Regions from separate parts of the Homo sapiens genome. Here region 2 is linked to region 1. Evidence: chromatin contacts called from ENCODE Hi-C data. All regions are on one chromosome and are shown on one strand. Each heading gives the region's core, a stretch centred on a gene start or an enhancer-like site at or near the end of the contact. The rest is flanking DNA. Distances are from core to core; before and after follow the strand shown. Region 1 holds the start of KDSR-DT (KDSR divergent transcript). Region 2 holds the start of TNFRSF11A (TNF receptor superfamily member 11a).

What was found. A loop is a pair of places that touch in the nucleus more often than their neighbours do. Pooled maps may share reads with other maps.
Region 2: a pooled map shows a loop between it and region 1 (7-fold over the local background). The contact joins the promoter of TNFRSF11A here to the promoter of KDSR-DT in region 1. A Hi-C loop is called at or near these places in 6 of 50 pooled maps.

Annotation. Positions count from the first base shown.
Region 1 is chr18:63,365,301-63,369,056 of GRCh38, reverse strand. KDSR-DT (KDSR divergent transcript) reads right to left here and starts at 1,733. Exons shown (of 2, transcript NR_186602.1): 1 at 1,198-1,733. KDSR (3-ketodihydrosphingosine reductase) reads left to right here and starts at 1,851. Exons shown (of 10, transcript NM_002035.4): 1 at 1,851-2,046. The coding sequence starts at 1,939. It overlaps LOC124904317 (a long non-coding RNA gene), which reads left to right and starts at 2,057. Exons shown (of 2, transcript XR_007066400.1): 1 at 2,057-2,807. RefSeq lists silencers at 1,479-1,528, 1,639-2,088, 2,159-2,218, 2,569-2,618 and enhancers at 1,480-2,427, 2,467-2,761.
Region 2 is chr18:62,323,716-62,327,940 of GRCh38, reverse strand. It overlaps TNFRSF11A (TNF receptor superfamily member 11a), which reads right to left and starts at 2,631. Exons shown (of 10, transcript NM_003839.4): 1 at 2,514-2,631. The coding sequence starts at 2,588. RefSeq lists silencers at 2,540-2,739, 2,790-2,999.

The DNA of each region.
Region 1 (3,756 bases), core at 484-2,983:
TATTTCTAGAAACAACAACAAAAATGAAAAGCAAGTAAGCAAACAAAAATATGTGCCTCTATGCAAATTAAAATCACAATGAGACTTCACACCAACTAAAAAAGCTATAATCAGAAAGACGGATGATAACAACTGTTAGTGAAGATGTAGAGAAATTGGAACCCACATACACTGCTGGTGGGAACACAAAATGTTGTACTCACTTTGGAAAACTTCTGGCAATTCCTCAAATAGTTAAACATAGAGTTGCCGTAAGATGTAGCAACTCCCCTACTAGGCATGTACCCAAGAGAAATGAAACATAATGCCCACACAAAAACCGGTAAATGAATATTTACAGTTAGCATAATTCTAATAGTCAAAAAGTGGAAACAACCTAAATATTCCTCAATTGATGAATGGAAAATTAAAATGTCGTATAGTCATACAATGGGATATTATTTGGCAATAAAAATAAATGAAGTATTAACATGTAGTACTTCATATCATGGATGAACCTTGAAAACATTACAGTAAGTGAAAGATAGGATGAAAAAGGCTACATATTATATGATTCCATTTATGTGAAATATCCCGAATAGGCAAGATTATAGAGACAGAAACATGAGGGATTGCTTAGGCTTGGGCGGGGCTTGGGAGGAAATGGGTCGTGACTGCCAATGAGTATAGGATTTTGGGGGGTTGTGACAAAAATGTTCTAAAATTTATGGTAGTGATGGGTCTACAACTGTGACTATATTAAAGACAATTTATTATAAGCTTTATTTATTTATTTATTTTTGAGACGGAGTCTTGATCTGTCACCCAGGCTGGAGTGCAGTGGCGCGATCTCACCGCAATCTCTGCCTCCCGGGTTCAAGCGATTCTCCTGCCTCAGCCTCCAGGGTAGCTGGGATTACAAGCATACGCCACCATGCCCGGGTGATTTTTTGTATTTTTAGTAGAGACGGGGGTTTCACCATCATGGCCAGGCTGGTCTCGAACTCCAGACCTGAAGAGATCCGCCCGCCTCAGCCTCCCAAAGGTCGGGGATTACAGGCGCGAGCTACCTCGCCCGGCCTATTACGCACGTTAAATCGGGAATTGTATGGTATAGTACGTGAATGAGACCTTAATAAAGCTGAGTTGTTTGCGTTATTTATTTGTTTTGAACCTGCTTGGTAAAGATGAACTCTGAACTCAATGAAATTGAATTACCTTAGTGATTCCTCAAAACTCCCTGTTAAGGCTTTCCGGTCCTCTGAAAAGCGAAAGTGGGCCGTGACCATCTTCTAAAAACGCCAAAAAATATGGAATGGAGCCCGGGATTTCAGAGCGTAGTCGCTGGGCTCCCAGGCTGAGCCCGCTCCGGGAGCCTCCAGCCGCCCTTTCCGATGCTCCGGGGCCTCCGAGCAACCCAGCGGGCAGTCCCAAGCCGAGGGCTGAACTCCAGGGAGGAGCGCTCGTCACGCCCACACTGGAGGCCGTGGCAGGCCTGGAAACCCGCCCTGCGGGGTCCTAAGAAGCCATTCGAGCTCCCGAAGAGCGAGTCTTCGCAGCCCTTCCCGGCGCGCTCGCATCTGGCGCTGTCCGGAGCCCGCTCGCGACGCACAGGGACGGGAGGCCCGGTTTCCACGGGAGAGGCTGCGGACTGCGGGCCCCGTCCCGAGGCCGGGGGAGTGGGAGACACCCGGCGACCCCCGAGAGGCGATTCTGGCAGTGGTGGCGGTGGCGGTGGCGGTGGCGGCCTACTCGCCCCCTGGAAGCACCGCCCCGCCTGGGTGGCGCGCGCGCCGGCTCCTCCTCTTCCCCTCCGCCGCGGCCCGCCCCGGCCCGCAAACCCAAACACTCCAGGCGCCCGCCCGCCGCGCGTGATTCTCGCCTCGCCGCAGCCCAGCCCTGCGCGCCTTGCCCGGCGGCCCCCGCCCGGCCGCTCCGGGCCCCTGGCCCCGCGGAGCGATGCTGCTGCTGGCTGCCGCCTTCCTCGTGGCCTTCGTGCTGCTGCTGTACATGGTGTCTCCGCTCATCAGCCCCAAGCCCCTCGCCCTGCCCGGGGCGCATGTGGTGGTGAGTGGCCTCCTGTTGCTGCCCCCCGACTTACCGGCCCGCGCGGCCTTTCCGCCGCCGAGGCCGCGTAGCCTACGTCCCTTTTTCCAGGCCGCGGTCCCCAGGAAGGCATGGCCAAATGGGGAAGGTCACCTGCCGCCGTCCACCCCGGCGCTTTTCCCCCGGCCCCGGCACCCGGCCTCGCGGACCCGCCCTCCGCAGCCTCGGGCTCCTCCTAGGGCCGGAGAGCGTGCGACGGGGGACCCCGCCGGCCGCAGGGTTCCCGGGGCCCCAGGGGTTCTGTGGCTGCTCGTGAATCCATGCAACATCCCTGGGATGTGGATGTTTTGTCCTCAGTTTTTCCGATGAGTCAACTGAGGCACAGAGAGGCTGAGAAACTTTGCCAAGGACACAGCGGTCGGTGGTGTGCAGGGTGCGGCGCGCGGCCCCGGGCGGGGGCAGACAGCGGGGAAGTGGGGTCCCAGCCGCCGGGACCCGCCGAGGCAGCTCGGAACTGGAAGATGGCCTGTGCGAGTGACGGGAAGAGCCGCTGCCAGAGGATTCCAGGAAGTGACTCACCTGGGGAAACTGCTCAGAACCCAGCGGGCTGGCGGTGGTGGCTTAGCGGTATTGGGACGCCTGTCCCGTCTACACTGCTTGTCTCTGAGCTCAGCGTGGCATCTGCTGATTGCTGCTCCAATGCAATCCTTTGCTGTTTTCTAGTGGGAAGGATGAGCTAAACGACAAGGCTTGTGTGCGAGGAATGAAGGAGAGGTGGATAGGTGTGATTTATTTCTTGGCGGAAGCTCGCATATTCAGCGATCCCTGTTCTGCAAATGTGGCACCTTTCTTAAACAGAGAGAATGCCTCCTTGCCTGCGCCCAGCACTTTCCCGTTTGCAGTGGCTTTCTCACGAGCATTCTCGTTTGGATCTCCCAAACCCGAGGCACAGTGAGGCGAGGAGTTAGGAGTAAGGAGGGTTGGTTACAAAATTGGCCGCACACCTCTTCCTGTCCTATCTCTGCACCGGAGATCCGAGCCTCCCCGCTGAGCTGGTATAAAATAAGATGGTCGTTTTTCTTAGTATGCTTTAAATCTGTACAAGGGTTTGTGAATGAGAAAATGTATCTGTTTAATTTCTCCTTTGTAAAGCTATTAGCTTTTTCCAACACCTCCTGTTCCTAATGGGGAAAGAGTGTGGATTCATTACAAAAAATAAATAAGAGAAAGGCAAAACTTGACACTCTAAATTCTGAAAGTTTTACATCCGCAAGAGAACTGCTGCCTCAAAAGCGTGGCTTTAAACCTTGGATCCTTTCAGAGCTTGAGTTTATAGAGCATAACTTTGCAAAAACTAAAGCTAAACGCAGAATGAAAATTGGAATTCCTTATTTGTAAGACAGTTTCACTGAGCCTTGACTCCAGTCCTTCCAGCCCCATCCCGCGGCAGGTCATAGGTGAGATAATAAATGCTGTGTCTGTTCAGGTGGACCAAGAAGAATTTATTTTTACCATCCCGCTTTAATACGCAGGATTATTATTTCACACTCTAAGTAATGTGAGAATGACATGAATAGTTCACATGGTGTCACCATCTGTCTTCTTTTTTAATGTCATAAGAAGAGTGAAAAGTGTAATTGTTCTTGAGATTTGTTAGGAGTTGACTGTGGTATTGTTGGGAGAGGGAGCTGATGGTTAAACTGTCTGCCCATACATAATTAAGAACAAACT
Region 2 (4,225 bases), core at 1,382-3,881, 1.0 Mb after region 1:
ACAGCAGGACTAGCTACATAAAAATTCAAAATGTTTTTATCTGTAGGCAAATAGTTTTATTCTATCTGAAAATGAATTCCCTCACAAATACAAGCAGGCAGAGATATAATCATAGAAATGTTTTAAAGGGCAAAACTTATAGCCTTTCAGGTAAGTTTGAACCTATTTAATATAATAAAAATGAAACTAAATACGATCCCTACAGATAAGGCACTTTCTGGAAGCCATTTATGCCAACTATTTTGCAAAACCAATTTACCCACTAGGCAGTTCCTGAAGTCTTGCCTGGTGTTTGATCATTAACATCTTCAATGAACTGTCAATGCCATTCCTAAATTTTGAGCTAATGGAATAGGCTGGCCAAACAAGCAGTCATTGAATACAGAGAGAGCTTTTTCCTAGATAACCACAGTATCTCTAGGAAATATTATTTTAAGGCTGCATCTAGTCTCACCTTTGAGAGAAAATGCATTTCTACTGGGAAGGTTGGGCACCAAGTAAAATAAGCAGAAAAGCATTCCAATGTCACTTGATTGTGAAAGAGTTCAGGAAATGCCACCCCAAAATATGCCACTATGGTGTGCTGATTATTTTGAACTCAGGGCAGGTGGTAGTGGCCACGGGCAGAGGTTTCTCTGAACTCTGCCCAAAGAAAGATCCTCCAAAACGAACTCAAATGTCTCAAATCTCCGCCGTGGGAATCTTCTCACCCAGAGAAGATTCTCACCCAGAGAAGATTAACTCCGATTACAGGAGAGGAGACAGGAGGTTGACACCAGCCCACACAGGCTCTCACCTATTCTCCGAAGGGCTGGTCAGAGACCATTTTTATTGCCTGAGAATCTTTTATGTGCCTGACAAGATGTCCTTTACTCACCATATGCTTCCTCCCCAAACCCGCCCCAAAATCTGTTTTGCAGCACCCTGCAGAAGCCCCTATGGATGCTATAATGAGCTTCAATCATCTGACCCTTCCTCAAGTCTCTTATTTTGTAGGAGTCCTGTGCCTATGTATGTAATTAAGTACAGTTTTTCTCCTGTTAGTCTGTCTTATATCAATTGAATTCGTGGCCCAGCCAAGGAATTCATAAGGTTCCTAGAAGGTTCGCTCCCCTAGAATTGGAAATGACCAATGCAAAAGTTTACATTTTTAAACATGCATAATGAAAGGGGCTTAAAGGCAAAAAGACGGGAAACAGCATTTGTTGAAAGGTCTCCCTGAAAAATAAACTTATTTTGATAGCATTTGTTGTTCATATTAGAACCGAACGCCTTTTATGCACATATGAATATGTCATTTTGCGACAGCAGTGAGAGATAATTTTGCAACTGCGTGGTCAGGCAGGTTTTTCTTAGGTGGCTAGCTGTTCGCTGAAACCCTGGTCCTTTGGTTCAAATAAGGTAGCACCCCGTTCAACCTGTTGAACACTTAATTAAGCAACACCTGAAGTGCTTAAAATGAAAAAATCCTTTAGACTTTTCCGCCTTCGTTTCCCTCAACCATACTGACAGACCCATACAATTGGGAATGAATCTTCCCTAGAATCTTTTGCTTCAGCCTTCAGTGCACCCACATTATTTCTGTCAAGGCTTTTCCCCTCTCTTCTCACCCAAACACGATTCTCCATGCGTCCCTCCCCACGCCTCTCCGGGTTCCGTGCCCGGCTGCGGAGGGACGGCAGCAGCCTAACCTAGTGTTAACAGAGGGGAAATCTGACCCAGCCGAAACCAAGAAAACCACCACTCGCCCTTCCCTGTGAGAGCTTTCAAGTTCGTATCAACGATTTTTAAAGCGTTTGTTGTGCTGGGTGTGCTTCCCTCTGCGGCCCTCCTCCACGAGGCAGAAAGTCCGTGCCTGGCTGCATTCGCTTGCTAACTGTACTGAGAAACCTGTTCCGAGAGGACCGGGAAGCCACTCGGGTCTGCGAGGGTCAAGTCCAGCATCCCCGGGGCGCGCGCGCAGTCTCTCCCCGCCGTGCGGGGCCTCCAGGCGAGCTGGCAGGGGTGTCCCCGAAGGGGCTCAGGGGAGGCAAAGGCAAGCCCGCAGTTCAGGGACGGAGGGAATCATGTCTCTTTCCGGGTGGAAATTTGGGACGGAGGCCACCCGGGAGAAATCGTATCGGGAACGGTTATCTGCCGCAAGTGAGGTGCCCACGGCGCTGTCTCCCGCGGCACCGCCCGGCGCAAGCGCTTAGTAGGTGCTCAAGAAGCATTTGGAGAAAATGACAGCATCAAAGCCTGCGGCTAAGAGGGGCTTTTGGAAGAGCCCGTTTCGGGTGTTGCGGTCCCGCCAACCTGCTCCTTCTGCGCCCCAGTTTCCCTCCGCTTGCCCTTTCCCGCCCTCCGCCGTCCAACTCTGGAAGCGCCTCCCCAGCTTCCCACGGCCTCCGCTCCCCAAAACTCCGGCTCCTCTCGGAAGGCGGAGGAGCCAGGATGCCGCCGGCCCCGGCCCTTCCCGGGGCTCCCGAGGAGGCGTCGGGCCGCGCGGCCCGGCAGGCGCGGGCGCTCCTTACCTGCAGCCGGGCGAGCAGCGCGCAGAGCAGCAGCAGCGCGAACAGCGGGCGGCGCCGCCGGGCGCGCGGGGCCATGGCGCGGGACAGGCTGGCGGGCGCCGCGGCCTCAGCGGCCTCTGTGGCCCAGCGGGCGCGGCTGCCGCGGCCCTGTGTGGTCCCGCCCCCGTGCCCCGCCCCGCACCTGCCCCCGCGCCGCCCTCCTGCGCCCCCCTCCGGCCGGGCCCGGCGGTGCCAGCCAGGTGGTGCCCAAGCTCCCCTGGTTTGCGGTGGGACGCGGGGCCCCGCTCGGGGAGGGGCCCCGGGGGTGTTCGCCGCGCCCGGTGCCTCCTTGGTCCGGTCTCCGCCCCTGGCCCAGGTGCTCGGGCTGCAGACAGGTTGGCGGGAGACCAGCCCTGGGTTGCCCTTCACGGCACTGGCTCCTGCCTTGCCGCACCCCAGGCCTGTGGGCCCCGCCTCCCGGGAAGGAATGGGGGCATCGGGGTGGTCCTGCTCCTGCCCCGCGCGCCCACCCTTCGAGGCCCGGCCTTCCGAAAGTGGATGCGCCACCGTCGAGAATGAACGGGAGGAGGATCCTTCCTGGAGATTTCGTCGACTGCAGTTAAGGCATCAACACAATACACCATCCGCCAATCTTCGTAAAATACTCCTCTTGTTCTTTGCTTCAAAATGTTGGGGCCAGCAGCCACTATCTCTTTTTCTTCTCCTGATCCTCTGCCTCCGCCCCTCACCCGTCCTGCACCCACCAAATTCTAGAAAGGCACCAGGCTCCGCCAGCCTTGAGGCGTCCCCCAGCCCCCATCACCACATTGGCCCTTTCAGACATAAAGTGGCCAGATGTCTGGGGCACAGTGTTACCTAAAAACTGAGGTCCGTTCTTCTGGTGCAGTAAGGCCAAGCCATCCGCACTAAGGTTTGCACTGGGAGAAAAGAGGGCGCTTATCTGCAGAGCTCCAGGCAAGGAGAATGGGGCAGCTCTTGCTTAAATCCTGACCTTCAGTTGGCTTGCAAGTAAGGATTTTTAAACGCAGGGTTAATTTCAAGAAAGCAGAAGTTACAGGCAAAATCATAATACACGGAGGTTGCACATTGGTTTGGTCTAACAAGCTGGGATATCTTGAAAATCTTTAAAGTGAGGGTGCTTATAGGTTATACATTCAAAGATTTTCTGACTTGCCATCAGTGAAGGAAGAGAAGCTTTGTTAAAAATTTGGGGTCAGCAAAAATGAATGTTAGCTCTGGCTCGTGGGTGTGACTTCCTCCTTGCCCTTCAGGAAGAAATTTAGAAGAAAGAATGGTGGTCAGTTCCGTCCTCATTTCCCCCTTGTCTGAGGTCTGCATGCCAGTGGATCTGTTTTGTTGGGGGTCTGGGTTTCTGAGAAACAATTCAGGGACATATGTTAAGATGTTATCTTTCGTTTCTATAGGGAATCTAACTTCCTTGGTTATTGTTTTAAGCTATAATTACCTTCTTGCTTATCAAGTTACTTATTTACTTCTTAGGGCTAGCTAGGTACCTGGAATTTCCCTTGAAGGAACTCAAGATTTTCCTTTATTTCCATGCTTAGGGGTGCTCCACAGGCTCCTAAGATGGGTTCCTGCTCCATCTCAATAGCATCCTGTTGTTTTTGTTTGTCATTACTTGCTTAGGATTGTGTCTTTCCTCACATTCTAGGTCGATGTTGGATCCATACGTATAATCCCTCCTTTGTATC